4 separate regions of the Homo sapiens genome follow, and all the other regions are linked to region 1. A link is a contact called in ENCODE Hi-C data. All regions are on one chromosome and are shown on one strand. The core of a region is the stretch at or near the end of the contact, and the rest is flanking DNA. Distances in the headings are between cores, read along the strand shown.

Region 1 (7,881 bases), core at 1-2,500:
AAACAGCATCCAGATAGAGACAAAGAGCCTTCCCTGTACCCTAAAAGTTTCCCAGAAATTGTTCCCAGTTAGCATATTTATTTTTATAAAGGTAATGCATGCCCATCATATAACATTCAAAAAGGTATGTAGAGAACCAAGTGTCTCCCCCAGCCCTGTCCTCCAGCCACCCAGTTTCCCTCCCTAGGGGAAGCCACCAATATGTGTTTCTTATGTATCCCCTGTTGAGCTGCTTTTCCTCGTTTTGGTTTGGCGGTGTTGATGTTTGTATTTGGAATTACAGGTAGGCAGCATCATATACCTTAGTGTTTAGGGCCTCTAAGATCAACCAGCCCTGAGAAAATCAGCCATGGTGAGGACCTTGTCCCCCAGCCCCCCAGGAGATAGGCCCCCTGGTGGGAGTGCTGGGGCAGGGCAGAGGCCTAGGGACAAGAATTAGAAAGGACCCATGTTGACAGGGCTGCTCAGGGTCATGTTGTCCATCCCTCTGCCACAGTGGCATGGACAAACTGCATATGTTGGTTAGAGGAGGGCACCCTTCTCTCTTGCAAGCATTGGCAAGGTCTTAACTATTAGTCTCCTGCTCCCATGGCAGCCCCTTTGGACAAGGAGGCTCTTAATCTCTGTTCTTTGAAGCCCTGAGGGCTGGTGTATAGGAGTTCAAAGCACTGGCTTTGGAACCGGACTGTCTGGGTTTGAATCCTGGCACTGCAGCTGACTCACTGATGGACTCAGGCAATGCCTTAAACTCCCTGAGCCTCAGGTTCCTTGTCTGTAAAATGATAAAGATAGCCCCTGTTTCATAGGGCTGTGGTGAGAAACCAATCAGACAAGGCATGTGAACGCCATTATAGCACAGCGCCCGGCATCCAGCAGGACTCACTCGATGACAGTTGTCACCGCCATCATTGTTATTAGCGTGGGCCAGGGAGGGCTGCGTAAAAGCAGCTGGTGGAGGAGGGAGAGATGCCGTGGGACCGTCTGGGTTCGCATGCGTGAAGTATTATCTGGGCCTGGAGTGTGCAAGGCACACATGTGTCCTTACTGCATGTGTTGTCACATATGTGCAATGCCATGCTCCTGAGCCTTTGATTGCAGACGTGTGGGAAGTGGGCCCCGTCCCCACCCCCAGTGCCACCCTGCTCTGCTTCTCTTCCCTTGCTGTGCTCTAAAACGAGAAGTACAAGTGAGTTCCCCCAAGGGGTCGGCCGCGCCTCTTCCTGTCCCCGCCCTGCCGGCTGCCCCAGGCCAGTGGAGTGGCAGCCCCAGAACTGGGACCACCGGGGGTGGTGAGGCGGCCCGGCACTGGGAGCTGCATCTGAGGCTTAGTCCCTGAGCTCTCTGCCTGCCCAGACTAGCTGCACCTCCTCATTCCCTGCGCCCCCTTCCTCTCCGGAAGCCCCCAGGATGGTGAGGTAAGGGCCTGCCACCCACGGTAGACAGGAGGCAAGGGTGCCTGGTGCCCACGGGACCCCTCCTCACTGCCCTGCCTGGGCCGCCCAGGTGGTTTCACCGAGACCTCAGTGGGCTGGATGCAGAGACCCTGCTCAAGGGCCGAGGTGTCCACGGTAGCTTCCTGGCTCGGCCCAGTCGCAAGAACCAGGGTGACTTCTCGCTCTCCGTCAGGTAGGTGGGCCCCCCGCAACCCCGGGCATTTTGGCCACTCTCTTGTGCCATCCAGGCCCTGAACCACTCATTCCTGGTTCCCCGTGGCAGTGCTGACTCCCCGTCTGTTCCCTTGCCCCCAACCCCCACACTCCCCATCCCTGTCTGTGCCCACCCATGCCCATGTGTGCCCCCACCCAGGACCTCAGCCGATCCCTGCCCTCCTGCCTCTACTCCTGCACCGACTGGCCTCACCGCCTGGTGCCCTGCAGGGTGGGGGATCAGGTGACCCATATTCGGATCCAGAACTCAGGGGATTTCTATGACCTGTATGGAGGGGAGAAGTTTGCGACTCTGACAGAGCTGGTGGAGTACTACACTCAGCAGCAGGGTGTCCTGCAGGACCGCGACGGCACCATCATCCACCTCAAGTACCCGCTGAACTGCTCCGATCCCACTAGTGAGAGGTGAGGGCTCCGCACCCCCGCCATTCCCAAGCAGGGATGAGCCGGCTCCCACCCTGAACAGCCAGGGAGGCAGGGAGACTGGCAGCCGGCGCTGCCTACCCTCCATCCCCTCCCCTCCCTGCACCAGCTGGGGCTCTCAATGTCCCTCCTCCCTGCTGTCCTGGGACCTGGTGTCTCAGAGCCTAACCTACCACCCTTTCCACCTAACCCCGAGGAAGCCACAGAAAGCTGCCTCGCCCTACTCCGGGAGCCCTGGCCGCTGCAACCCAGGTCCCACTGGAGACAGGGAGGCCACTGCTGGTGGCCAGCATGTCGTGCAGGCCAGCTCTGTTGTTAGAAAGCTCTTCTTCCTCTGGAATCGAGCCTGCCTTCCTCCGTCTGCCCCTCACCCCAGCACATGTTAGGACAGTGAGGAGCTGACACTGGGGTGAAGATGGGGATGAATGCTTGCCAAGACACTTGATGCCTTGTCCCAGCCGCCCCGTGGGGATGGGTCTGTCCTGTGGGGTCAAATAGGTCTCCGGCCCAAACAGAGATCATTGAGAGCACGATGTGAAGTGTTCACCTGTGTAAAGTGTCTCACGCTGTCCCGGGCACAGAGTAATACTCCAGGCATTTCCTTCCTGTGGCCTCCCCGACTCCTCCTGTGGTCTCCCAAAGGCATGGGCTGGGGGCTGGGGGCTCTGAATGCTCCTCATGACACCATGGCTCCTTTCAGCAGCCGCATCTCAATGCCAGATCCCCTTAGAGTAAAGGGCAGCGGAATAACGCTAGGGGGTTTTCACATGCACCCCTGGGCCAAGCCGACTTGCCCTTGCCGTGGATCCCTGCATTCATGGATCGGTTATTGAAATGATCGGGAACCTTGCTCCTGCCAGCTTGCAGCCTCTCTGAGATTCGGGCCTCCAAACTGCATCAATATTTTTGGTCAAGGCACTGATTGAAACTTAGAGCTGGATTCGGTCACGGTGCAGCCCTGTGGCCCACCTGGGAGGCCTCCTTTCCTGGATCGGCCTCCTTCAAGGCCTTCCCTCTCTCTGTGAGCCTCACATGGCTGGCTCCGTGTCTGCCCCCTGCCCTTCCTCTTCCCCACCGCAACACTCAGGGGGCTTTTGGCACCGAGACCCTCTAAAGCTCATGTCCTCTCTTTCTCCTTGCCTCCAGCCAGGAGAGGAGGACGGGCTGACCAGTGCCTGGAGGTGGAAGAGAGGAGCAGGGCCCCAGGAGGCCCCTGCAGAGGAGGCTGAGGCCTGGGTTCAAGGAGAAGAGAGAAGAGAGAGAAGGAAGGGAGGGCAGTGCCGGGGCGGGAGGTTAAGACCAGGGAAGCCGCACTGGAGGCCCTTTTGGGTGACCCGTCCCAGGAGCCAGTGTCACCCCTGAGCCTGGGAGTGTGTGAGAGGCTCTTTCTCCCAGGTTCTGCTGTGTCCTCTGCCTTGTCTGTGCGCCTCCTCCTCTGCGAGAATTTGCATCTGTCCCTCGGTGGCTCTGCGCTTCCTGTGGTCAGCCTGACATTTGCATGGAGACTTCCTCATCCTGGGGCCTGAGGGAAGGGGCTCAGCCCCCTCCCCGCTACCTGGGGTCCTAGCCTGTCCCCAGGCGGTGGGCTGAAGTAGCCCAGTGGGGTTAGGAGGCTCTGGGGGTCTCTCGGCTGGAGTCACCTCCGGGCAGGGGTGAGATGGGTTGGGACAGACTGGTCCTCCCCTCCTTCCCCCCATCCCTGCGGTTGGAAAATTTGCCCGCCCTCCCCTCGTCCCTGGGCTGAGGAAACCTCACAACCTCACTTCTCACTCTCTCCCCAGAAGGAGTTTTGTGTTTTTTCCATCACGTGGTTTCCTGTGGGGCTGGGCTTTGTGGGGCTACAGTTTCCTCCTGGGAAAGGGGTGTGCTTCGGGGAAAGGGCTTAGTTCTGCTTTCTGCCCTGACAGCCCCTTCAAATCCGTTTGAACCCTGGGCTCCCCTTCAGTGACATCATCCAGGGCACCCCAGAACCCCCTACACCACTCTTTCCCCAGTGGGGTTGTCTTCCCCGCCTCCCTGGCGGAGCGCACCCCATCCGCCTTCCTTGTGACTTGAGTCTGTGTGTCCATCTCCCACCACTCCCTGTGGTGTGGCCTCGGTCTGCGTTTCTCTTTGCCTCTGGTCTCTGCTGGGGCACAGTCCCATCCTTCACGGAGATTCATCCTTAGCTTCTCTCCTCCAAATATTTTGAATATTGCCAGCCTTTCTGCCTTTCAGAGGTGGGCTCTGGGTTCGAAGCCCGGTTAGAACTCTGGAGGCTAGGATGGCTTGAACCTGGGAGGTCGAGGCTGCAGAGAGCTGTAACCGCGCCACTGCACTCCAGCCTGGGCAACAGAGCTCTGGAAGCTTGCCCTAGAGTCAGTCAAGGGCCCTAGGCCAGTGAGTAACAGCTCAGCGTCAGTTTCCTCATCTATAAAATGGGGGTAATATCATACCTAGCTCTCAGCATGTTTGTGAGAGACCTAAATGAGGTGGTGGATTTGGAAGCATGTAGCGCAGTGCCTGGCACACAGTAGGTGCTTGATTTCCGGCCCCTCTCTGTGAATGTCTCTGCTCAGCGCCTTCCCCTGTGGCCTGGGTCTTACCTTCCCTGACGCTGCCTTCTCTAGGTGGTACCATGGCCACATGTCTGGCGGGCAGGCAGAGACGCTGCTGCAGGCCAAGGGCGAGCCCTGGACGTTTCTTGTGCGTGAGAGCCTCAGCCAGCCTGGAGACTTCGTGCTTTCTGTGCTCAGTGACCAGCCCAAGGCTGGCCCAGGCTCCCCGCTCAGGGTCACCCACATCAAGGTCATGTGCGAGGTAAGGCAGCCAGGCGGCGGGGGAGCCTCTGCTGAGGCTCCTGTCTGTGACCACAGTGTGGGTGGCAGGGAGGGTCTGCCTGGGCTTGAATTCAAGGCTGGGGACCCAGGGAGGGAGACTCAAGTCCTGTGAATGGCCTAATTTGGCTCCCCCCAGGGTGGACGCTACACAGTGGGTGGTTTGGAGACCTTCGACAGCCTCACGGACCTGGTGGAGCATTTCAAGAAGACGGGGATTGAGGAGGCCTCAGGCGCCTTTGTCTACCTGCGGCAGGTCAGGGGTGGGCCCAGCTGCCTCCCCACTTCCCCTGAGCTGTCCCCCAGATGTGAGCTTCTGGGATCTCTGAGTTGCTGACTTCTCGCTCTTCCCCACCCCAGCCGTACTATGCCACGAGGGTGAATGCGGCTGACATTGAGAACCGAGTGTTGGAACTGAACAAGAAGCAGGAGTCCGAGGATACAGCCAAGGCTGGCTTCTGGGAGGAGTTTGAGGTGCATGGTGGGGACCGGCAGGGCTGGGGCAGCTGAGGTGGTGGCAGCGGCCTGGGGCCCCAGGCGGACACCTTCCCCTCCTTGCCCACCTCTGCTCCTGACCCACCCCACGTGAGCTCCCCCGATGGATGCCCTCTTTGGGAGCTGATGCTCATTTCCCCACCCACATCTCAGAGTTTGCAGAAGCAGGAGGTGAAGAACTTGCACCAGCGTCTGGAAGGGCAGCGGCCAGAGAACAAGGGCAAGAACCGCTACAAGAACATTCTCCCCTGTGAGCACCCAGGCTGCCCCATTCACCCAGGATACCGCCCCTGCCCCAGCTGCCTCCCCTCATCTCACAGGTCTCCACCCTCCACGCCAGGAGGGGCCATCTCCCCACACCCCCCACAGAGCCTCCCCCTTCTCCAAAAGGCCTCTACTCCTCCCAGAAGTGCCTCCCCACCACCAGCAGGCAGGTTGCCCCCTGCTCCCAACCTCCTTGTGAACTCCCTCACTCCCTCCATACAGATGATCCCCCACCCCTGCTGCCCACAGTCCCCCGCAAGCCTCATGGCTTCTGAGACCAGAATGGCCTGTTAGCTCAGGAGGGTCTGACCCAGGTGTGGTGAGTCCCTGGCTAACCCAGACCATCTCGCCTCCTCTCCGCCCACTCCCAGTTGACCACAGCCGAGTGATCCTGCAGGGACGGGACAGTAACATCCCCGGGTCCGACTACATCAATGCCAACTACATCAAGGTCAGCAGTGTGGGCCACGTGGGAGGAGAGGCTGGGCCCTGGGAATTCCCTGTCTGGTGGGGGGACCCTAGATCCAGAGACAGCTGGGCAAAGCCGAAGCTGGCTTCTTGCATGGGTGAGGGTGGCAGTGGTTCAGGGCCTGTGCTGGGCCAAGGGGCTCACTGTCTTGGGGTGCGTCTCTCCACGCTTGCGTCCAGAACCAGCTGCTAGGCCCTGATGAGAACGCTAAGACCTACATCGCCAGCCAGGGTTGTCTGGAGGCCACGGTCAATGACTTCTGGCAGATGGCGTGGCAGGAGAACAGCCGTGTCATCGTCATGACCACCCGAGAGGTGGAGAAAGGCCGGGTAGGGCGCCCCCCCTTCCCCGCATCCGCCCCCGTGCTTGTGGTCATGCCATTAAGTCGAAGAGCAGTCAGATGCCAGGGCAGAAAGGGATCTCAGGGGTGAGGGTCCGGCCCTTGTTGGGAAACTGAGGGCTAGTGACAAAGTCTCGACTACACAACGTGACCCCCAGATCCCTGCATGCATCCCTGGGCTCTTCTGAGCTCCAGACCCAGGTTCCAGGCTGTCCTCCTTCCTCCTACCCCTGCCCCACCTGTCTGCATCCAGGCCCCTCCTGTCCTCCCTGCCCCATAGATCTCTCTGGAGTCTGCCCCTTACCCTGCAGGCTCCCCCTACACAGCACCCTCTGTGCTGCCATTGAAGTGATCCCATCCGTGACACAAACTGGGTCAAGTTCCTTCCTTTCTGAAATCTCTTCCATGGCTCCTGGTCACCTTTGGGATAAAGTCGCACTCTAAGGCCTGGCATTCAAGGTCTGGTGGCTTCCCTCTGACCCGCACGCTTCTCTTGAAGGCTCACCGCCCCCAGCAGCCCCAGCTCTTTCAGGTTCCCAGCCTTTCTTTGCACAAGCTCATTTTCTGCTAGGAAATGACTCTCTCCACACTATCTCTGCCTGGCAGATGCCTCGTTTTTGAAGACACAGCCGGAGCGCTGCCTCCTCTGTGAATCCAGGTCTTGTTTCCTCCAGGACCTAGAGGGAGAATTACGTCTTTCCCAGCCACGCTCCTCAGCGCGGTGTCTCCCCCGGTCACCTGTCTCTGTGAGCTCCTCGAGGCACAGGGGCACAGACTGGGTGTTATTTGTGTCTGTGAAGCTGTGTGGTTTGCACAGCTTCGGGGACAATGCCTGCCCTGGCAACGTTTGTTGAATGACAAACGGATGTACCGGTGAAGTGGCTGGCCAGGCCTCACCACCTGTTGGTGGTTGATCTGAGACGAGAGCCCAGGTCTCCTGCCTCTCTGCCAGCCCATCCGTCCATCCAACAAATGTTTGGGCCGGTGCCAGGCACTCAGAACATAGAGCAGGACCTGGGATGGGCCACAGTGCCCTGCTCTGTGCCTCATCCCCACCCGACCCTCCCTTTCCAGAACAAATGCGTCCCATACTGGCCCGAGGTGGGCATGCAGCGTGCTTATGGGCCCTACTCTGTGACCAACTGCGGGGAGCATGACACAACCGAATACAAACTCCGTACCTTACAGGTCTCCCCGCTGGACAATGTGAGTGGCCCCCACGCCCTGCCCCATTCCGGGAGTCCCTCCCTGGACTTGTTCTCCTCTCTGGTCGGGTAGGGTGAGATGGATGAGGTGTTCCGAGAGAGGAGGGGGCACTGACCCTATGTCCTCGGCTTAGGGAGACCTGATTCGGGAGATCTGGCATTACCAGTACCTGAGCTGGCCCGACCATGGGGTCCCCAGTGA
Region 2 (7,881 bases), core at 1,720-4,219, 2.8 Mb after region 1:
TTTCAGTAGTGGTTTGTGTCATTAAGTTTTTGAAAAGGAAGGTTTTTTTTATATTTAGTTTGAAAAGAAGAATGTGCTTACATAGCCAATACTAAATGCAGTCATAAAAGTGTTTTAACATCTTTGTATGTTTGTTTCTTCATTTCTGTCACTTCATGGTACTTTTTAAAAATTTACACAGTTACTTGTTATTGTTCATATCTTCTGTTTCTTGGCATGTTGAATAATTCCTGATTAGATGCTGGATATTATGATTTATGTTTACAGATGCCTTGATGTTGTGGTCTTCGCTTAAAGCATGTTATGTTGGTTGTCTTCATTTAAAGACTATCAGGCAGTTAATTTACCTTACATGGAGATAAGTTTCATAATTTTGAAACCTGTTTTTAATTTTTGCTACGTATGAACTCATCTCACCTCCTCTTCAGGGATAGTTTATTCCTGCTACCAAGGTCTGATCTTTCTGAATGGCCCTGGTGATTACTGATGACAGCACAATAAGAGATTAAGTGTTAACAGCATTAAAATGTCAAAGATGCGGAACAGACAGTACAGTGTACTAAAAAATTAACGACATTTTGGGGGAGGCTAAGAAAAAGGAAGTTGTGCAGTTCCAAAAAGAGGAAATATGTTCTAAAATAAAGAGTAAAATATTAACTTAAAAGAAATCAGTAACTTCAAATGTAGATTTAAAACATTGAGGTTTACACAAAAGTGGAGGTACCAGTATTCTCTAGCTAGTAAATGATATCAAAGGTAACTCAGAGACATTTAGTTGTAAGCACATAAATTTGCTTAAGAGAGTTTTGTTAACAAAGACAAGTTACATGGGAGAGAGCAAAAGAGAGAGAACAGTTTTCAGTAATTTGGCTGGAAAGAGTTTTATTGTTCTTATGTACCTGAAGTATAGTTGGACTGAATACAAAAGTTGAGATCTGTTATCAGATTTCCTCTGAATTTTAGTTGCACTTTCTGCCAGATGACATAATTGTTAAAAAACACAATATGATTTTGATTTCTGATCCTGTGTCTGAGGCCTAACTTTTCTATCTGGAGACTTTCAGAATCTTGTATTTATTCCTACAATTCTGAAATTCTGCAGTGAGGTGTCTTTTAAGTCTATTTTTGTCCTTTCCATGGGGCATTCAATGTGAAGCTTTAAACAGGAAACTCACACCCTTAGCTTCTGAGAAATTTTTTTATACTTATTTCCTAATTTTCCTCGTATCTTTATTCTAATGTCTTTTTTCTAGCATTCCTTTTAGTGAAATATTAGTGCTCTTGGGTTGATATTCTACTATTATTATACTTTTTCTTTTATCTCTTCCTCTTTAGATTTTATTACCTAGGAAATTTCTCAAGTTTTTCCTCCACCCATTTTATAGAATTTGTTTTTTTATTTTCTTATAATTTTAATTTTCAAGGATTATTTCTTGTTGTGATCTTTTTTATAGTTTACTCTTTTTGTTTAAGTGATATACTATTTTCTTTCCCCACACCTGAGATTATGAATTATAAGAATATTTTAAGTCTTTCTTTCATTTTTACGATCAATTCTAATTTGAACTTCATCTTATGTGTACTTGTTTTGATCTTTTTTTTTTTTTTTTTGAGACGGAGTTCTGCTGTGTTGCCCAGGGTGAAGTGCAGTGACAAAATCTCGGCTCACTGCAACCTCCACCTCCCAGGTTCAAGTCAAGCGATTCTCCTGCCTCAGCCTCCCAAGTAGCTGGGATTACAAGCACGTGCCACCACACCCAGCTAATTTCTTTGTATGTTTAGTGGAGATGGGGTTTCACCATCTTGGCCAGGCTGGTCTCGAACTCCTGGCCTCAGGTGATCCGCCTGCCTCAGCCCCCCAAAGTGCTGGGATTCAGGTGTGAGCCATCGGGCCCGGCCTGATCTCTTACTTTTATTGGAGACTTTTCTAAATATCTAGTAGTCCTTAAGTGTCTAACAGCATGCAAGACTGAGGTACTAAATAAGCGAAGGGAATTTCTGTGTCTGGGATCAGTGGACATCACTGGATGTTCAGGCAGAAGTTATTTATTTCTTCTTAATCTCAATATTTGTAGGTCTTTATTATGAAGCAGGTCAGTTTTTTCAAAGAGAAATTCTCCAATTTTCTTCTTGGGTGCCTTAAGCCTGATTGTCGAGGATATTGAAGTCAATTAGGAGATGTCAAACTGTGTCCGGACTTGGTGGGTTCTTGGTCTCACTGACTTCAAGAACGAAGCCGTGGACCCTCGCAGTGAGTGTTACAGCTGTTAAGGTGGCGCCTCTGGAGTTTGTTCCTTCTGGCGTTCGGATGTGTTCGGAGTTTCTTTCTTCTGGTGGGTTCGGGGTCTCGCTGGCTCAGGAGTGAAGCTGCAGAACCTCAAGGTGAGTGTTACAGCTCCTAAGGCAGCGCGTCTGGAGTTGTTAGTTCCTCCCGGTGGGCTCCTGGTCTCGCTGGCTTCAGGAGTGAAGCTGCAGATGTTCGCGGTGAGTGTTACAGCTCACATAAGCAGTGCGGACCCAAAGAGTGAGCGGTAGCAAGATTTATTGCACAGAACAGAAGAACAAAGCTTCCACAGCGTGACCGAGCGGGCTGCCACTGCTGGCTTGGGCAGCCTGCTTTTATTCTCTTATCTGGCCCCCACCCACATCCTGCTGATTGGTAGAGCCCAGTGGTCTGTTTTGACAGGGTGCTGATTGGTGCGTTTACAATCCCTGAGCTAGACACAAAGGTTCTCCACATCCCCACCAGATTAGCTAGATACGGAGTGTCCACACAAACGTTCTCCAAGGCCCCACCAGAGTAGCTAGATACAGAGTGTCGATTGGTGCATTCACAAACCCTGAGCTAGATACAGAGTGCCTATTGGTGTATTTACAATCCCTGAGCTAGACATAAAGGTTCTCCACGTCCCCACCAGACTCAGGAGCCCAGCTGGCTTCACCCGGTGGATCCCACACCGGGGCTGCAGGTAGAGCTGCCTGCCAGTCCCATGCTCTGCGCCCGCACTCCTCAGCGAGTCGTCCTCAGTGGTCGATGGGACTGGGCGCCGTGAAGCAGGGGGCGGCGCTCATCGGGGAGGCTCCGGCCGCACAGGAGCCCACGGAGAGGGTGGGAGGCTCAGGCATGGCGGGCTGCAGGTCCCGAGCCCTGCCCCGCGGGAAGGCAGCTAAGGCCCGGCGAGAAATCGAGCGCAGCGCCGGTGGGCTGGCACTGCTGGGGGGCCCAGTACACCCTCCGCAGCCGCTGGCCCGGGTGCTAAGCCCCTCATTGCCCCGGGCCGGCAGGGCCTGCCGGCTGCTCCGAGTGCGGAGCCCGCCAAGCCCACGCCTACCCGGAACTCCAGCTGGCCCGCAAGCGCCGCGCGCAGCCCCGGTTCCCGCCCGCGCCCCTCCCTCCCACACCTCCCTGCAAGCTGAGGGAGCCGGCTCCGGCCTTGGCCAGCCCAGCAAGGGGCTCCCACAGTGCAGCGGTGGGCTGAAGTGCTCCTCAAGTGCCACCAAAGTGGGAGCCCCGGCAGAGGAGGCGCCGAGAGCGAGCGAGGGCTGTGACGACTGCCAGCACGCTGTCACCTCTCAAAAGCAAGTCTGTTATTCAGAATTTCAATTAATTCCTCTGTCTTTAGTAAAGCACGTCCTCCCTTAGCCTTGCCTAGAGACTCTTACTCTGAATTCAGGCTCCTTTTGGTTCAGTAATGCCAGGCAATAAACTTCCAATCTTCAGTAGACATACAGGGTTGCCGTTTGGTTGTTCAAGGGGCTCCTTGTATATATTTTCTACTAATTCCCCAGTTTTCCCCCATATTGAACCCATACGGTATTAGTTTTTTATTGCTAAATAACAAATTACCTTAAGCTTTGTGGTTTAAAACAATGCACATTTGTTATCTCATAATTTCTGTATGCCAGGAGTGTAGGCATGGCTTGGGTAGGTGCTACGCTTCAGAGACTCACAAGGCTGCAGTGAAGGTGTTGGCTGTGGCTCTCATCTCCTCTGAGGCTCATCTGGGGAAGGATCTGCTTCTAGGCTCACATGGTTGCTGGCAGCATTCACTTCCTTGTGGGCCATCAACTGAGGGCCTGAGTTTCTTGATGGCTACTAGCCAGAGGTAGCCCTCAGTTTCTTGCTGTAAGGACTTTCCCGACATGGCACCTTGCTTTCTCAAAGCCAGCCATGAAAAGAGTCCCCTCTGGCAGACAGTTATTATAATCTTAGGCACATTCCATTCCATTCATGTAATCATGCATATACCATTACCTTTGCTGTATTGTATTGATTAGAGGCAAATCACAAGTCCTATCCACATTCAAAGAGAGGAGATCACACAAGAGCTTGAAGACCAGAACACGGGGATGATGGGAGCCACCATAGAGTCTGTGGTGCATAGGGTCTCTGATGCTTTAGCGTCCAGGGAACTATGGCCTAAGTTACTGAACATAGTCCAAACTTTGTAGACATTTCTCATCTATGCCTAGTTGCTCCCAATCATTTTTTATTCTATTAAATGTTTTTATTAATATAATTTTTACTGAGACTTTAGAGAAAGCAGAAACAAATACATCTGTTGAATATTACAAATGTACCTGAAAGTACCCTATTGAATTTTTAGGTAGCCTTTGTTAGTTTGAGAATTAAAACAAAAAAACTTCACATCTATGAGAAAAAAAATCAGATATATTACTTTTAATGTTTTATTGAGTTTTCTTAAAGAGCAACCTAATTTAGAATATTAATCAATGAGTTTTCAAGGCCACTTGATATATACATGCCAAAAAGTTTCCATTCAGAGAAACATCGGGTTAGATTTGTATTAATAGATTAATTTTTATGAAATTTCATACAAAATTTATAAGATTTATATTGAATGTGTTAATTTATGTGGAAATATTCATATGAAAGTAGCAATCTTAATTTACACTAAACTTATAAATACAGTTTGATGATTTGATTAGCTAAAAGCTAACATTTACTAAGAACATTGTGTGTGTCAGGTATTGGCTCATTTAAGTCTTCTGGTATCACAACTGTAGGAGCTAGGCACCTTTATTATCCCATTTAAGTGCTGATGAGGAAAACAAGGTACTTCACTCAAAGTCACACAGAAGGATAGGAGTTGAGCAGAAATTTGAAACCAGATTACTTGACACCAAAGCCTATAAATACAATGGTTAAACTATATTGCTTTCCCTGAAACTGGAAGTTGAGATTAAAAATGATGTCCTCCCTTCAGGGAGCTGATTTTCTAGTATGTCAATAAGTAAGTAATTTACTGACAATTGATATACAAAACAAAAATGCCCCAACAGAGCACGCATGAGATTTTACCGCAGCCCACAGGTGCATCAGAGAGGAAGTGCCACTTGAAATAAGATGTTACATTGACATAAATAAGCATTTAGTTTTACTAAGAAACAGAGATGATGAATCAGTGGTCTAACCACACTGAAATGGGCGGTGAAGAAGCATTTTCAGGTTTTGCAGCAATTTGTGTTAGGCTGGTTTGTCTTTGTCATTCTAGGGTTTTAAAAAACTTCATACAAATGGAATCACACAATCTCGTGATCATTTATGTTTGGCTTCTTTGCTTATCAGTAGGTTTCTGATATTTGTTTGTGTTTTTGCATGTGTAACGGGTATAGTGCTTCTTGTATGGATGCTGCAACATTTATCTATTTTATAGTTGATGGACATCTGATTCCAATTCAGGGCTATTATGAATAAAACTGCTATGAATATTGATTCCTGTCTTTGGGTGCACATACATGTTTGTTTCTATTAACGAGTGAGTGGAATTCCTGGTTCACAGAGTATGCTGATGTGCAGCTTTAGTAGAGATGACCAAATTAAGATGGTTATTAATTTGAACTTCCTTCAGGTTTATGAACATTTCAGTTGATCTAAATTCTCACCAACCTTTGGTATTCTCAGATTTTATTTCTGTTTATTTCTTTAAAAATTTTAGATATTCTAGTTGGTGTGTAGTGACTCCTTTAAGTTTTTTCATTTCTCTGATGACGAATTTGAGTGTTTTGATAAGCTTTTTTGCCATTTTGGTGTCCTTTTTCTGGGAAATCACTTCTGTAGTCTTTTTCTCACTTAAACATTTGTTGTTGCCTGTCTTTTTAAACCGATTCATGAGTTTGAAAACTCTCACTCTCCCATTCTTTGCTGAGAGACTTTGCGTGCACTTGGGGGCACACCCTGGACCCTCAGCAAGCAGTTCGCTGTGCTGTTCCTTCACTTCCTGCACAGGCTGAGCTTCGAGGTCAGCCAGAGGTGAGAGCTTAGGTTCTTCTCAGGTAACTCCTGAACCTGTTTACAGCCCTGTACATTCACACTGCACAGGCTGAGCTTCGAGGTCAGCCAGAGGTGAGAGCTTAGGTTCTTGTCAGGTAACTCCTGAACCTGTATACAGCCCTGGACATTCACACTGCCCTGTGCTTTTGCACAACCTTCAAGATTCCAAGAAATATGTTGGAGATTTTGAAGCCTACTATAGACATCTCATTTCCAGTTTTTTTTTTTTTAAGTTTTCATCAGCTCTTTGTCTCAGTTTTTATTATATTGCTGCCTCCGGAAGTTAAACAATTATCCCTGGTGTTTTTGACAAACACCCTCAGAAATTATGGAAAGAGTAGACGAATTTAAATAGTCTGGAAGTGAGTAGGCAAGCTTCAGCAACAGTGCAAGCTGGAAGAAAAGGAGGTGTTCTGCCAGTAGGGGGCCCTGTGTGATTGAAGTTGCCATAAACTTTGACAAAAATGAAACCAGGCATTCAGCTTTAAATATATATATAATTTGAGACAGAGTCTCTCTCTGTCACCCAGGCTGGAGTGCAGTGGCAGGATCTCAGCTCGCTGCAACCTCCCCCTGCCAGGTTGAAGTGATTCTCTTGCCTCAGCCTCCCGAGTAGCTGGGATTATAAGCACCTGCCACCACGCCTGGCTAATTTTTGTATTTTTAGTAGAGGTGGGTTTTCACCATGTTGGCCAGGTTGGTCTCAAACTCCTGACTTCAGGTGATCCACTCGCCTTGGCCTCCCAAAGTGCTGGGATTACAGGCATGAGCCACCATTCCCATCCAACGTCCTATATTTTTGAGTGTCAAAATACGTCATGTTTTTCCAAAGTGTCAGATTGCCTGGCTGTGAAGCGTAGATCTGAAATTTAAAGACTTCCGGTAAAGCAATTATTTGTGACTTGGTTTTGTTACATATTAAATGAGATATTAGATCTAAGTCACAGGGCCGTTTTGGAGATTACATGAATTATATGTAAAACATTTAGTGTCTGGCATATAGAAACACTATAGAGATGTTATAATTATTGTCGTATTTTAATCATCCTTATTGTAATTACCGCCATCTGGTACACACTTTGTTACTTTTATTATTTTGGTGCTTTGGATAATACAGGGAGCAAGAGTGCTAAAACTTAGCAAAGTAGTGTGGGTTGAAGACCACATCATACAGAACCAGCGATAAATCAACAAGATATGACCAGTGGAGCAGACTGGAGCAACAGTTAAGAGAGAGAATTAATAAGCAACAAACAAGTTTTTAAGTACCCTCTGAGAATTCTCAGGATTACTCAGAAAAATATATTTTTAAAGGCAGAATGAGACTTCAAGTTATTTTATTTGGCTATTACAAAAAGTGTGGATAGCTTTTTTATTACAAAAAGGGTATTACCAACCCTCTTTCCACTGAGGACAATTGGAGAGTCTAGACAAAATGTTTCAAATCGTTAATTTAATTTAATTTAATTTTTTAGACTGGGTCCCACTCTGTCACGCAGGCTCAAGTACAGTGGTGCAATCACAGCTCACTGCAGCCTCAAACTCCTGGGCTCAAGCAATCCTCCCACCTTGGCCTCCCAAAGTGC
Region 3 (7,881 bases), core at 2,533-5,032, 2.8 Mb after region 1:
TTAAAAGTCTGTTGTTTAACTTCTAAATATTTAGGCATTTTCCAAGTATCTTTCTTTTATTAATTTCTAGTTTAATTTTATTATGATTTGAGATATACATTTTGTATGATATTTATATTTTCCACATTTGTAAATATTTTCAGATTTTTATGTCCCCAAATATGATCCACATGAACATTCATGTGCACTTGGAAAGAATGTACATTCCCTGTCGTATAGAGTTTCCAATAATGTCAATTAAATCTAGTTGGTTGTTATTGTTGTTTAGTTCTTCTGTTTCCTTACTATTTTTTTTTTGTCTATTAGTTTAATTAGTTACTTAAAGAGGTGTTTACATCTCCAGCTACATTTGTGAGTTTGTCCATTTCCCCTTTCAGTTCTGCAGTCTTTCCCTTGGTGCATGCACGTTTATAATTGACCCTTGTTATGGGCTGTGGGGCCCAGAGAGTGGAATATTATGGGCTGAATTGTACTACTCCAAAATTCATATTTTGAAGTCCTAATCGCCACTATCTCAGAATGTGACTGTATATGGAGACACAACCTTTAAAGATGTAATTAACTTACAGTGAGGCCATTGCGGTGGGCCCTAATCCAATCTGATAATGTCCTTACAAGAAGAAATTTGGATACACAGAGACATCAGAGATGTACACACATTGAAGAAATGCCATTTGAAGGTACAGCAAAAAGGTGATCAGCTGAAAACCAAGGAGAGATGCCTCAGAAGAAACCAAACCTGCCAACAACCTTGATCTTGGACTTCTAGGCTTTAGCTGTGAAAAATAAGTTTCTGTTGCTTTAGCTACCTAGTCTGTGATACTTTATTGAAACAGCCCTAGCATATTAATACAACTCCTTTATTATTATGGAATGTCCCTCCTTGTTCTCAAGAGTGTCTTGGGTTTTTTTGTGTGTGTCTTTTCATATACCTCTTACATGTTTGTTGAAAGTTGTACATCTTCATCTTGTGTAGGACAGTGGGAATTGAGTTAAAATGCTTTTGTACTTGGAAATGTGCACACAGGTCCTTCTCCTAGGTCTTTAATGTGGGCTTTGAGTTAATCATTAAGAGTTAGAGCCAGGTGCGGTGGCTCATGCCTGTAATAGCAACTGTTCATGAGGGTGCCGTGGGAGGAACCCTTGAGACCAGGAGTTTGAGAACAGCCTAGGCTGGGCGTGTTGGCTCACGCTTGTAATCCCAGTACTTTGGGAGGCTGAGGCGGGCAGATCACAAGGTCAGGAGATCGAGACCATCCTGGCTAACATGGAGAAACCCCGTCTCTACTAAAAATACAAAAAATTAGCTGGGCGTGGTGGCGGGCGCCTGTAGTCCCAGCTACTGGGGAGGCTGAGGCAGGAGAATGGCGTGAACCCGGGAAGTGGAGCTTGCAGTGAGCCGAGATTGCATCACTGCACTCCAGCCTGGGCGAAAGAGCGAGACTTTGTCTCAAAAACAAAAACAAAACAAAAAGAAAGAGAACAGCCTGGGCAACATAGCAAGATGCCCATCTCTAAATAAATAAATAAGCAGAGCGTGGTGGTGCATGGCCTTCTGGAGGCTGGAGGGGTGGATCCCTTGAGCCCAGGAGTTCAAGTGGGCTATAATCACATCACTGCAGACAGCCTGGGTGAGAAAGAGTGAGATCCTGTCTCTAAAAATACAACCAAACTAAAAAGAGTTGGTTTGGGTTTGTGATTTGTTCTTGCTGTGATTATCCTCATTGTTTCACACACTTTAAATTCCTGTAATGACAGCTGGTGTTTAATCTGGAGATTTGTTTGCCAGAAAAATGTCTTCTTCATCCTGGGCATTTTAGTTTCCATTTTCACAGTGCCTTGGAGAAGATTACTTGGCACATTCTTATTTCTCTTCTGTCTCTCTTCCAGCAGCATTCTCTTTTACTCCTTTTCTGAAAATGTTATCTTGGTAGTGCAAGGCAGTGAGTGGAAGGGGTGATGGCTGTTCTCACTATGACTCAGTCTTAGGCACTGAGTGAGTGCCTGTAATGTTAGTGCCTGGCCTGCTCAGGTCTCTGCCCCTACCCTGGATATAGTCGTTGGTCCAGTGTGTATTCCTGCCCCTCTTACAGGAGCAGATTTTGTGTCTTGGCACTTTCTCCCACCTGCAACGATGTTCCCCCAGTTCCCTAAGGGCAGAGATGTTTGTTGCCCTTCTCCCCAGCACACACAGTAGGTCTTTTAGTTTATTGTGTAGATAGCAGATAGGGGAGAAGGTACTCTGTGGAATTTCATGCCACCTCTGTATTTTTTTTTTTTTTTTTGAGATGGAGTTTCGCTCTTGTTGCCCAGGCTGGAGTGCGGTGGCTGCGATTATGGCTCACTGCAACCTCCGCCTCCCAGGTTCAAGCGATTCTCCTGCCTTAGCCTCCCGAGTAGCTGGGATTACAGGCATCACCACCACACCCGGCTAATTTTGTATTTTTTAGTAGAGACGGGGTTTCTCCATGTTGGTCAGGCTGGTCTCGAACTCCCGACCTCAGGTCATCTGACCACGTTGGCCCCCCAAGTGCTGGGATTACAGGTGTGAGCCACCGCGCCCAGCCGCCACCTCTGTATTATCACTGTTTTCTCTCTCCAGGTCTGCATCACAATGGACATGAAGAATTTCTGCTTCTCTCCAGTCATTTCTGTGAGAGTCTGGTGGAGTTTGTAGAGAAATAGCCTGGGAGAGGTGGTGGGATTTTCTAATTTCTGCAGACCCCAGGAGCTTCACACTGTTCTGCCACCCTACACTTATCCCTAATCCATCTTTCAATTATCCTGGCTGAATTCTTACTGGTATCTGGTGTTGGATTTGTCTATCCTAAATAAGCAAGGATGTGTTTCCTCTCTCTCGCATGTGCCTGTCACCATAGATTTTGGCCAGCTGGTTGTTCTACAGAGTTCATTCTTCAATGGATTTGAAAATGTTGAGAAGTTAATTTGGCTATTTTCCATTATAGAAGGGGTAGCAGCATTTCTTTGAGATATCTGCAACATGGAAATGAAAGCCACACATCTCCCTTACTTCTTTTTATGCCTCTTTCCCTGCCCCTCTGCCCTCCTTCTCCTTTTTCCTTCATACTTCTTATTTTATTTGCCATATGATGACACTTGGATACCCTAGATGGACTAATAATCCTTTTTTTTTTCCATTTTAACTTTAACTTACTTGAGAACTTGAGAATAATCGCTAGAAAATGATTTTATATTTATTGGAGTAAATGTTCTTCTGTAACATATTTTATCTGTTTTTTACTTTTCTTTTTTGGGAGATGTTTAGAAAGGGACATGCTTATGCATAAATCATACACTAATTCCTTTTAGAGTCTTGTTTATTCTTGAAAGGGAACAATTGTGTCTGACTCATATATTTACTTAGGAATGATGTGAAGAGGTAAAGCTTAAACTGGAGGAAGTAAGTTTCCGTTAAAATGTGTTGTCTTAGATCACCGTTCTCCTAAATCTGGTTTACTGTTTGCTGAGAGACATGTTTTTCTGCATTTTCACATTTTTCCCTTTGACTGTGAGCAGGAGATATATGAGATTCTTAGTGAAGTCATTCATTGCGCAATGGCTCCAAGCTATTATTTATTGTTGATTCTTTAGACAACACTCTTTTTAGATGCTTTTTAGTTACTCCCTGCTTCCTCTTTCTTGTTCATTAAAATTTGCTCTAGAAGAACAAACAAAGGTCTCTTATCAATTCCTAATTCCATCCTTGATTTGGCTCATAGTTTGCTGCGCCTGACAGAGCCTTACAGTTTGACATTTGGGGTAACACTAGTTTCACTGAAGATATTAATAGTTTACTTCTCTTTTAGTTTTTCTTGGTGTGGATTTCTGTGACACTCAAGAGGGACTTTTTCCCTCAGATGTCTCAACAGCTGCCCTTTTCTAAGTTCTTTCAGATGGCGCATGTTCAACCAGGTTTGTAAAGCACTGCTAGCCACAGGGTTTGCAGAAACTGAGCTACTGACATAGCTTGTGATTCTAACATACTGAGCCCCATGAGAACCCTTATTTAATATTTGTAATTTAACATGTACATTGACCTTATCACTGAGAAGGTTTAAAATAGTGTCCAACCTCCATTCAGCAAAACTTCAATTTAAATTAAGGCAGAGTTAGCTAAATGTTAGCTATCCTCTGGAAATACTAAATCTAAGTAAGAGATACTGTTCTGCCTTCCCTTTCTCACAAAATCTTCCTTAATTTCAGCTGCTGTGATACCTGGCTACAGCCTTTATGAGCATTGCAATAAACATGTGTGCTGAGATCATATACTCAATTTCTTAAGTTTTAAAATGAAATCTGCTAAGAAGCAATGGTCCCTTGGAGAGAAGAGCTTGGTATAAAACATAAAATGAATTTCCCCTCCTCCTAGCCGGAAAAAAAAAAAACCTCAAAGGTAATCATGTAATTCAACAATTCATTCAACTAATATTTGTATAGTTAATAACACATGAAGTTGAAACTTCTTTTCACAGACTTTTGCCAAGTTTGTAGCACAAAAAATTCACTGCCAGTGTGGGGGATGCTGTCACCTCTAAATGTTAAATCTCACCATAGCAGTAATGTCTTGAATCACCATGAGATATGAATTGTTTATGGCACAGTCATTTTGACTTTTGTTCCAAGATTTCTTAGTTTCAGCAATCCAGTAACATTTTCCCTTATGCACCTTCCAGTCTTTGGCAGGACATGATTTATGGACAGTAGAAAAGTTGAAAGAAACTGGAAGAAAGGAAGATAAGCAATTAAAATCAATGTAAAACTGTATCCTAATAATGTATACTAATTGAAGGGTCTCAAATTTGGTTATATTATGTGCTAAGCTTTCTTTGAAAAAAGTATGTGCTTTGTTCCAGGGTACATTTGAAAAAAAATTAAAAGAATTGAAGTCATGTGTATATTCATTAATTCATTCACTCATCCATCCTTTTTCCATTTAATTTATCCTTTTAAAAATATATCATGTTTTCTATAAGCCAGGAAATGCACCAGACACTAGGATAAAACAATGAACATCCAAGCTTCAAGGAACTAAAAACTTTAAAGGAAGAATAGAAATTAGAAATTTTAATTAGTTGTCTACTAACACATCAGAAATGTTGGGAGTTTATATCACACTAGTATAGTTATTCACAAGCAAAATTTGTGCTATAGGCAGTCCCCCAAAATCAAATAGGTTCATCTCTATTATCACACAAAACGATCTTGACATCTAAAAATGTGCTCTTAACAGCTAGTTCTAATTTATAATATTTCCCAGCAAATTTAGATGATGATACAGGGTATTCTAGATATACCAATAATTTAGTATTCCTGTAAATAAATATTCTTTACACACAGAGACAGACAGACACACACACACACACACGCACGCACACACATGACCTGAAGCCATTGAAGAGTGAACAAAGCCAGACAGATTCTAGAGGGGAGATGACACTTCAAAGAAGGTATGGCAGGGCAAAAGTTTATCATTTTTACAATTGTTAGCCTTAGGCCAATTGTAGTCCCATGTAGAGTGAGTAAAACATCATTAAAAAACCTGCAGCCTTTCTCACCTGAATAACCAGAGAACAGAGTTAAGAGAAACCACAGATGCTGAAAATGAAGAATCAATTCCATAAAATCAAAAACATAGAGGGGGTGCTCTAACTTGTGTGTACAATTTTTTTCCCCAAATCTCTGACTGATGCAAGCACAAGCCAGGTTATGGTAAGAACAAGACAACCGAACTGAGACTTGACCTGCTGCCCCAAAGATAGAGATTTAAATTTAAGTCCAACTACACCAATTGCTTGCTAAGGAAGGAAAATTGGCCAGGTGCAATGGCTCACGTCTGTGATCCCAACACTATGGGAGGCTGAGGCAAGCAGATTGCTTGAGGTCAGTTTGAGACCAATCTGGCCAACACGGCAAAATCCCATTTCTACAAAAAATAAAAAAAAATTAGCCAGTCATGGTGGTGTGTGCCTGTAACCCCAGCTACTCGGGAGGCTGAGGCAAGAGACTTGCTTGAGTCTGGGAGGTAAAGGTTGCAATGAGCCCAGATCATGTCACACTGCACTCCAGCCAGGGTGACAAAGCAACTCCATGAAAAAAAAAAAAAGAAAAAGAAAAAGAAAAAAAAAGAAAGGAAAATAAACACTTTCACTTTTTTTGGAGGAATATGTGAGAAAACACAGACTTCTCCATATAACTTTCACAATGTATAGTATATAATCTCAAATGCCTTACATGAAAAACCAGAAAAATATGACCAATTCTAAAGGAAAAGGACAATCAATGCAGCTCAATATAAGGATGATGTGGAAGTTAGAAGTATCAGGCAAATATTTTAAAGCAGCTGTTGTAACTGTGCTTAATGACATAATAGAAAATATGCTTTCAAACGATGAAAAAATAGGATACCTCAGCAAAGAAGGACAGTAGGAAAAAAGCCAAATGAAATTTAGAATTGAGAAATATAGTAAAACATTTTATATAAAAACCATCTCTGGACATACTTAAAGGCAAGATTTAACAGGAAAACAAGTTAGCGAACTTGAAATTGTCCAATATGAAGAAAAATGTTGGATAATTTTCAGATCCTCAAGGACTTGTGGAATAATATTGAAACATATGACATATTTAGAATTGAAGTCCCAAAACTTAAGAGAAGAGAAAGATTAGGGCAAAACAAGTTGAAGATACAATAATTGAAATTTTTTCCAAATTGCTTAAATCCATAAATTTACACTTTCAAGAAGCTCAGCAAAGCCTAAGCAGGTAAATATTAAGAAATTCATATGTATGAATAAGTTAGTCAAACTTAAAAGCCAAAGATAAAAATCTTGAAAACAGTTTTTGTGCATTACCTGCAAGAAAACAATTATACAAAAATCCCTCATCCTCATTATAAACTATGGGGGCTAGAATACAGTAAAAGATATCTTTAAATTGTCAAAGGAAAAAGTAACTGTCAACAAAGTATTCTATATCCAGTGAAAAATCTTCCAAAAATTGTGGCAAATTTAAGGCATTTTCAGAAAATGAAAAGAACCCCTTGACAACAGATAATCACTATAGCTAATGTTAAAGGAAGTTTTTCAGGCTGATGCGCAATGTTTCTAAATGAGAACTTGAATATTATTCAAGGGAGAACATAAAAAATGGCAAACATCTGGATAAGCATAAAAGTATAAGGTAATCAACATATCTTCAAAAAACATTTGGTCTTGCTTACAAATTAAGTTCATACTGTTGCCTAGCTTATAAAGTTCTTTCTCAGACTGATATAATGCACCTAAATCAAACCCTTTCTGAGTAAGTGTATAATTATTGCGAAAGATAGAGCAACTATGTAGCTGAAAAATTTTAGGACACATTTAATGAAAACTATAAAAACTACAGTTTCACTTCTCTGATAGACTAGATACCTGGAAGCAGTGTTTCACACCCATTTTGATATCATAGAATATAAAAAAATAGATTTCTAAAGTAGAACAAGATAGATAAATAATAGTTTATTTATAGTCTGTCAAATAGCAACTTGGATTTGTATAGCTCAGGAACTTCAATGCATAAAACGTGTCAGGGCATGCAAAGAAACAACTTTAGGAGAAACAACACTGTTGTTTCTTTGAAGATGTTTTCACTACAAGACCATTATAACCTGAGATAATTAGGTTAAACATATTGCTTTCTTTGTAAGAAATGAGGAAATCACTAAAGGAAGGCACTTAGTTAGAAGCAGAATGGGGAGCAGCATTTGGTAAATGAATTCAAAGGGCAAGGTGGCCCTTCATGGTAATAATCTATATATTGGTGCTGAGATTCTAAGAATAAGCTCTTGGTTTACTGAAAGGTGATGGGATAAATCAGTGA
Region 4 (7,881 bases), core at 1-2,500, 2.7 Mb after region 1:
TCTCAAGCAATTTTCAAATTATTAAATTTCACAGGAAAGGAGGTTAGGAAGAACTATGTGAAAAACAGACTTGAACTTTTGGCAATCACATGTTGTTCAGGAGACAAAACCAAATTCAACTTCCAAGAAAGAGAAGCAGCTTTGATAAAAAGCAGGTTCTCAGATGGAATTACTAGAAGGCTTTATCATAGGTCCTAGGACAAACTAGAAATGATGAAATAGTAAAGAAAAAGATATATAAAATCTTACAGAAACTGGAACTCAGTCCTAATGCAACTTCATTTCTATTTGATAAAGGCAATAGCTGTCCAATCTGGAACTTATTTCTTACAGGTAAGGGGGGCTACTGTATAGAATTCAAAAGCAGGGAAAATATGTTGTCAGAGTTAAGATAGAGATTGTATTTGGGGTAATGAGCGTTGCAGGACATGAGTAGGGCACATAGCGTGTTGGTATTGTTTTACGTGGTTTTAAGATATACTTCATCTAGGCACTTGTTACATGTTATATTTTTAATGAATGTGTTTAGTTGTATGCTTATGATTTGTGCACATTACTATAAATTATATTTTAGTAAAAGGTGCCCTTACTGGCATTTATATACAAGAAATCAACACATCTGACAAGAAGCTCTTGCTGCTAAAGAGCCTCTGTGCTCCTGGATCATGCCAGAGGGAGCACAGAAGCTGCACACCGTTCAAGCCCATTTTTGAAAAGTTGTTGTAGCAGCCATAGCAGCAAATTCCCAAAATATCTTGAAGAAATTGAAAACAAGATATTTTTTGAATGAGCGTAAACTCTTGGGAATGAATTTTAATTTGAGATTAAAATTGCTGTTGTCTTTACTTACCTAACATTCATTTCCTCTGAGAGCCAACTCCTTCCTTTCAATAAATTCTTATTTTCTATCATAATATTGCTTTGTACCGCACAAAATACAATTATAATTTTTAATAGTCAAAGAAATTTTAAGTTATCAAACATTAGTTTCTTTCGTAACCAAAATACTGTTAGAGAAGTAGCTTCAACTTTTTAAAATTCTTACAAACACCAGTTTATTCTGTTGTGATGAGCTGATTTTTGAAACAATTTATGCTTCATTTGTTCCTCTAGCTATATTTAACTTAAAGGCTTGACATTTTGAGTTACTGGGGCGGTTACACACTTACACGTTTTAGTCGTTGGGCTTTTTTTTTGTTTTGTTTTGAATCATTCTTGGGGTTGAAAACGTAGAGACTGTGGTTTAGATCACTCATAGAAACTGGAGGCAAAATGCATGACAGTAACAATGTGGAGAAAGACATTACACCATCTGAATTGCCTGCAAACCCAGGTAAGAAGCTGGGCTCTACAGAGTAAGTGTGAGGACTGGAATGGGAAGGTAGTGGTAGTGATGGGCTCACACAGGAAAGGTGCTGATCTAGTAAAAAGTTTTCAAGGATAAGAGATGGAATGTGGGAGTCCATAAATTGGCTTATAATTTGTGTAAAACATGCATATATTTATATTCCCAGTTCTAACAACTAAGGAGAGGGAACAATGAGAGAAAGATGTAAGACAATGAGATAAGGTTAAGTTTAGGATTGAAAATAACAGTTAATTTCACTAAAAAAAAATCTATACAAACTCTAAAGTGTTACTCAGATACAAGATACCATCATTATTACATAGGTAGAAAACCTATCATGGAAGCTCTTAAGAGAGAAAAGGTAGAAAATAGTATGTAAAGGACATTTACAAATCAAAAAAGTAACAAAGGTTGAGTAGAAACTTAGTAGGGCATTCTAATGGAATTATGTTACATTGGATGCACTGGAAATATATATATATATAGCTTTATATGATGCTTTAGTAAGTGAAAAAAATGACTTTTGCCACAGTTAGGGAATATCAAGGTTTTATAACTTAGGACTTAAAAGTTTGGAGTTTTCTCCTCCCAACTTAAAAGGTAATCAATTTGGAGAAAAGGTAATTCAGAGGCAGAAAAAGATGAACTCTAAATGTTGTTAAATGACTTCATTTATTTCTTCATTCATTGGGTATTTTGAGCATTTTATACCAAATGCTTTAAACTGTTTGTCGGATAGTTCCAACATCTCTGTCATGTCCTCCTTGGCTTGTGTTTTCTTTCCCCATGGAAGTTGACATTTTCGTGGTTCTTCATATACTGTGTAATTTTGGATTGTAATTTGAACATTTTGAACAAATATTTAGTTAGACTGGATCTTATTTAAATTTTGGAGTATATTGATACTATTGTTTTAGCAAGCAATCACCCTGGTGAGATGAAGACAATCTGTGGGATCTGGTTCCAATGTCAGTTCCATTCTGAAAGCCTTTGTAGTGCTATTCAGACATGTGCATCAACCAGGGGTGAAATTGGGAACTGTGCAATGCTCTACTCATTAGTTCAGGTCTTAGCATCTTTAGTGTGCCAATTAGAACCATATCTAGGCATGCATAAGTTGAGGGGCAGGTGAATCCAGGAGTTTATGAATAATGTTCATGGGTCTCTTTCTAAAGTTTCTTCCTCTTCACCATCTGACCCGTACTTTCAGGTTCCCAGGGGCTTCTCCTTTCCATCCTCCAGCTAGAAATGCGGGCCTCCTTTTATTCTGATGAACCATATACTTCTGCAATTATAGCTGCATCTTTAAGCTCATGTGGCAGACGGACAGTGAGAAAGAAGAAAAAAAAAGCAAGAGGTTTGGCCCCACTCTCATGGAGCTACAGCTCAACTGAATGGAAAGGATTGACTTTAGATTTCTTTTCTTTTTTTGAGGTGGAGTCTCACTCTGTCCCCCAGGCTGGAGTGCAGTGGCGCGATCTCGGCTCACTGCAAGCCCCGCCTCCTGGGTTCACGCCATTCTGCCTCAGCCTCCTGAGTAGCTGGGACTACAGGCGCCCGCCACCACGCCCGGCTACTTTTTTGTATTTTTAGTAGAGACGGGGTTTCACCGTGTTAGCCAGGATGGTCTCGATCTCCTGACTTTGTGATCCGCCCGCCTCGGCCTCCCAAACTGCTGGGATTACAGGCGTGAGCCACCGCGCCCGGCCGAGGATTAACCTTTCTCAAGGTTTTGGCTATTGCATGTTGCTGTAGTTTCCCCTACCATCATCAGATTGCCTGAGGTTTGAGGCACATGAGAATGTAGACAAGAGGGGGAGAAAAAATAAACGTGGTATTTTCACACTCTATTTGAGATAGGAGTTTGCTTTTCTGTTCCTCAGACCATACCTCTAGTGCTTCTCCTGGAGCCCTCTCTTTATGCTGACAGAGGCTCAATTCCATGTTTCTGGCTGTATTAAGTTCGGGGCAGTGATACTAGAGGAGGGAAATTTAAATTCACCACTGGTTTGATGGCTCTTTAAATTTGGATATTCTTGTAAGATCTGCTGCTAGTATATCCTTTTTCCTTTTGCTCTTTTTTGTTTTGTTTAAAGACCATATTTTTAGAGCCATTTTGGGATCACAGCAAAATTGTGAGAAAGGTAGTTTTTTTTTTCATTTTCTCCTTGTTGCCACACATATATAGACTCTGTCTTAGTCTGTTTTGTGCTGCTATTACAGAATACCCAAGACTGGGTAATTTATAATGAACAAAATCTATTGGCTCATAGTTCTGGAGGCTGGAAAGTTCAAGACTGAGAAACACATCTTGCTCCATCATCCCATGGCAAAATTTGGAAGGGCAAGAGAGCACATGCATAAGAAAGAGAGAGAGCAAGAGGCACCAAACTTGCTTTTATAACAAATCCACTTTCGTGATAGTAAACCCACTCCCATTATAAGGACATTATGACCTGATTACCTCTTAAAGGACCTGCCTCTCAACACTATTGCATTGGGGATTAAGTATCTAACACATGAACTTTGGAGACACATTCAAACCATAGCAGTCTCTAACATCAACATTCTTCACCAGCAGTACATTTATTACAATTAATAACCTACATTGGCATATTGTAGCACTCAAAATTCATAATCTGATGGACTTCCCTTTGTCAGTGACCTGACCTTTCTCCCTGGCTGCCCTTAATATTTTTTCTTCCATTTCGACCTTGGAGTATGTGTCTTGGGGTTGATCTACTCATGAAGTATCTTATTGGGGTTCTCTGGATTTCCTGAATTTGAATATTGGCCTGTCTTGCTAGGTTGGGGAAGTTCTCCTGGATTATATCCTGAAGTGTGTTTTCCAACTTGGTTCCATCCTCCCTGTCTCTTTCAGGTACTCCAGTCAGTGGTAGGTTCGGTCTTTTTACATAGTCCCATAGTTCTTGGAAGTTTTGTTCATTTCTTTTCATTCTTTTTTCTCTAATCTTGTCTGTCTGCCTTATTTCAGCAAGAGAGTCTTCAAGCTCTGATATTTTCTCTTCTGCTTGGTCAATTCAGCTATTGATACTTGTGTTTGCAACATGATGTTCTCGTGCTGTGTTTTTCAGCTCCATCAGGTCATTTATGTTCCTCTCTGAACTGGTTATTCTGGTTAACAGCTCCTGTAATCTTTTATCATGCTTCTTAGCTTCTTTGCATTGGGTTAGAACATAATGCTTTAGCTCAGCGAAATTCGTTATTACCAACTTTCTGAAGCCTACTTCTGTCAGTTTATCCATCTCAGCTTCAGCCTTGTTCTGTGCCCTCACAGGAGAACTGTTGCGATCATTTGGAGGAGAAGAGGCACTCTGGCTTTTGGAATTTTCACCGTTTTTTCATTGTTTTTTCCTCATCTTCGTGGATTTATCCACCTTTGATCTTTGAGACTGATGACCTTTGAATGGGGTTTTTGTGGAGTCTTTTTTGTAGATGTTGTTGTTGTTACTTTCTGTTTGTTTGTTTATCTTCTAACAGTCAGCCTTTCTGAGGCAAGTCTGCTGCAGTTTGCTGGGGATCCACTCCAGACCCTGTTCACGTGGGTATCACCAGTGGAGGCTGCAGAACAGCAGATTGCTGCCTGCTTCTTCCTTCAGAAGTTTTGCCCCAGAGGGGCACTGGCCTGATGCCAGCCGGAACTCTTCTGTATGAGGTGTCTGGTGACCCTTGTTGGGAAGTCTCACCCAGTCAGGAGGCATGGGATCAAGGACCCGCTTATGTAGAGAATCTGACATTCCCTTAGCAGAGCTGGTGTGCTGTGCTGGGGGAATCCCACTCATCGGGTTCATCTGGTCTCTTCAGAGCCAGCAGGCAGAAAAGATAAGTCTGCTGAACCTGAAACTGCCTCTCCCCTCAGGTTCTCTGACTCAGCGAGATGAGAGTTCTGTCTGTAAGCCCCTGACCAGAGCTGCTGGAATTCTTGCAGGGATGACCTGCCTGGTGAGGAGGGATGGCTCAGGGTCCCACCTAAAGAGGCAGTCTGGCCACAACCTGCCACAGCCAGTTTGCTGCACTGTGGGAAATCTGGCCCAGTCCAAACCTCTCAGGCTCCTTTGCACTGTCAGGGGCAAACCGCCAACTAATGGTGGTCACCCCTCCCCCCAGGAACTTAGTCATTCCAGGCACACTCCAGACTACTCTGCTGGCAGCAGGGATCTCAAGCCAGTGGGTCTTAGCTTGCAGGGATCCATGGGAGTAGAACCTACTGATTGAGACTGCTGGGCTCTCCTCCTTGGCTTCAGCCCCCTTTCCATGGGACTGGATGGTTCTCGTGCCTCACTGGAGTTCCAGGCACCACTGGAGTATGTAAAAACTCCTGCAGCTCAGTGCCTGCCTAAACAGCCACCAATGGGAGTGGCTGTCATTGGTTTGCCCAGGTTTGTGCTTGAGACCCAGGGCCCTGGTGGTGTAGGCTCATGAGGGAATCTTCTGATCTGCAGATTGCAAAAATCTGTGGGAGAAGCATAGTACACCTGGTGGGTAGGACAGACCCTCGCCACTTCCCTTACCTCAGGGAGGCAAGTCTCCCCACCCTGTGCAGCTCCTGGGTGAAATGACACCCCACCTGCTTTCTTCCTGCTTCCTGTGGGTTGCACCAGCTGCCCAATGAGATGAACTTGGTACCTCAGATGGAGATGCAGAATTCACCTGCCTTCCGCATTCATCTCACTGGGAGCTTCAGACCAGAGCTGTTTCTGTTTGGCCATTTTGGCCCCTCCCTTCAAGTATGTTTTCTTTTGTAAGAAACTGCCAAAGTGGCTGTAGCATTTCGCTTTCTTACCAGTAATGCATGAGACTTCTGGTTGCTCCACATCCTTGCTAGTATTTGATATTGTTAATGTTTTAATGTAACACTTAAGTAATATGTAATGATATCTCATTATTTTAACTTGCAATTCTCAAAAGACATATGATATTAATAATTTGTCTTTTCATTATTTTGATTATGTCTTTTGCAGGTTGAAAGTTTTTAGTTTTAATGAAGTCCAGTTTATCAGTTCTTTCTTTCATGGATTGTGCCTTTGGTATTATATTTAAAAAGTCATCACCATACCCAAAGTTATCTAGGCTTTCTCTTATATTATCTTCTACGAGTTTTACAGTTTTGTGTTTTACCTTTAGGACTATGATACATTTTGAGTCATTTTGGGGAAAAATGTAAAATCTGGGCCTAGATTCATTTATTTGTATGTGGGTGTCTAGTTATTCAGCATCGTTAGTTGAAAAGACTGTCTTTTCTTAATTGTATTGCTTTGCTTGTTTATGAAAGATCAGTTGACTATATTTATCTGGGTCTATTTCTTTTTAGTCTGCTACTCTGCTTTCTATCCTTTTTCATTAATTTATTTGTCTATTCCTTTTTTTTTTTTTTTTTTAAGAGACGGAGTCTCACTCTCTTGCCCAGGCCGGAGTGCAGTGGCGCAATCTCGGCTCACTGCAAGCTCCGCCTCCTGGGTTCACCCACCATTCTCCTGCCTCAGCCTCCTGAGTAGCTGGGACTACAGACACCTGCCACCACGCCCGGCTAATTTTTGTATTTTTAGTAGAGACGGGGTTTCACCGTGTTAGCCAGGATGGTATAGATCTCCTGACCTCATGATCCACCTGCCTTGGCCTCCCAAAGTGCTAGGATTACAGGCGTGAGCCACCGCGCCCAGCCTTATTTGTCTGTTCTTTAACAAATACCACACTGTCTTGATTACTGTAGTTTTAGAGTAAATCATGAAGTCAGGTAGTATCAGTTGTTTAACTTTGCTCATCTCCTTCAATAATGTGTTTGCTTTTCTGGGTCTTTTGCCTATCTATATAAACTTTAGAATCAGTTTGTTGATATTTATACAATAACTTGCTGAGATTATTATTATCATTGCATTTAATCTGTAGATTAAGCTGGGAAGAATTGATATCTTGGCAATGTTGAGTCTTTCTCTCCATGAACATAAAATACTTCTCCATTTATTTAGTTCTTCATTGATTTCATTCATCAGTTTGTAGTTTTCCACATATAGATTTTGTATATATTTTGTTAGATTTATACCTAAGTATTTTATTTTTTGAATGATAATGTATATGGCACTGTGTTCTCAATTAAAAGTCCATTTGTTTATTTCTGGCATATAGAAAAGTGATTGACTTTTGTGTATTAGCCATGCATTCTGCAACCTTACATATCAGTAACCTTGCATGTCAGTTCCCAAAATTGTCAATTATTTTGGATTTTCTACATAGATGATTATGTCATCTGCAGAGAAATACAGTTTTATTTCTTACTTTCTCATCTGTATACCTTTTATTTCCTTTATTTCCTTTTCTTGTCTTACTGCATTATCTGGTACTTCCAGAACAATGTTGTAAAGTATTGGCGAGAGGGACATCTTTGCCTTGTCCTTGATCTTAGTGGGAAAACTTCAAGTTTCTCACCATACTTGAGGATGTTAGCTGTAGGTTATTGTAGATATTCTTTATTAAGGTGAAGAAGTTCTTCCCTATTTCTAGTTTACTGGGAGTTT

Evidence for each region. Hi-C counts contacts between places; a loop is a spot of excess contacts on that map. Pooled maps may share reads with other maps.
Region 2: a loop to region 1 is called in a pooled map, with 12 times the contacts of the local background. The contact joins the enhancer-like site here to the promoter of PTPN6 in region 1. A Hi-C loop is called at or near these places in 1 of 50 pooled maps.
Region 3: a map with no recorded cell type shows a loop between it and region 1 (7-fold over the local background). The contact joins the enhancer-like site here to the promoter of PTPN6 in region 1. A Hi-C loop is called at or near these places in 2 of 37 single-sample maps with no recorded cell type and 2 of 50 pooled maps.
Region 4: a loop to region 1 is called in a map with no recorded cell type, with 15 times the contacts of the local background. The contact joins the promoter of CLEC2D here to the promoter of PTPN6 in region 1. A Hi-C loop is called at or near these places in 2 of 37 single-sample maps with no recorded cell type and 5 of 50 pooled maps.

The regions. Positions count from the first base shown.
Region 1 is chr12:6,950,106-6,957,986 of GRCh38, forward strand. It overlaps PTPN6 (protein tyrosine phosphatase non-receptor type 6), which reads left to right and starts at 1,251. Exons shown (of 16, transcript NM_002831.6): 1 at 1,251-1,415; 2 at 1,504-1,626; 3 at 1,878-2,072; 4 at 4,700-4,889; 5 at 5,046-5,162; 6 at 5,267-5,380; 7 at 5,555-5,651; 8 at 6,037-6,116; 9 at 6,314-6,463; 10 at 7,549-7,680; 11 at 7,814-7,881. The coding sequence starts at 1,408. RefSeq lists enhancers at 549-1,484, 1,485-2,418, 2,419-3,353, 3,458-3,717, 3,848-3,897 and 4 more.
Region 2 is chr12:9,736,567-9,744,447 of GRCh38, forward strand. No RefSeq gene overlaps it. Among named protein-coding and RNA genes, the nearest start is that of CLECL1, 7.4 kb to the left of the region's middle. RefSeq lists a cis regulatory region at 3,873-4,125 and enhancers at 6,644-6,713, 6,734-6,803. Within about 2 kb of position 2,970, at least 10 of the 41 ENCODE cell types and tissues checked have a DNase peak (open chromatin) inside an H3K27ac peak, as active enhancers do.
Region 3 is chr12:9,718,074-9,725,954 of GRCh38, forward strand. CLECL1 (C-type lectin like 1) reads right to left here. Exons shown (of 2, transcript NM_001441815.1): 2 at 4,419-4,740. The coding sequence ends at 4,553. Among named protein-coding and RNA genes, the nearest start is that of CLECL1, 11 kb to the right of the region's middle. RefSeq lists a silencer at 1,971-2,060. Within about 2 kb of position 3,783, at least 7 of the 41 ENCODE cell types and tissues checked have a DNase peak (open chromatin) inside an H3K27ac peak, as active enhancers do.
Region 4 is chr12:9,668,463-9,676,343 of GRCh38, forward strand. It overlaps CLEC2D (C-type lectin domain family 2 member D), which reads left to right and starts at 1,251. Exons shown (of 5, transcript NM_013269.6): 1 at 1,251-1,333. The coding sequence starts at 1,273. RefSeq lists an enhancer at 4,870-5,129.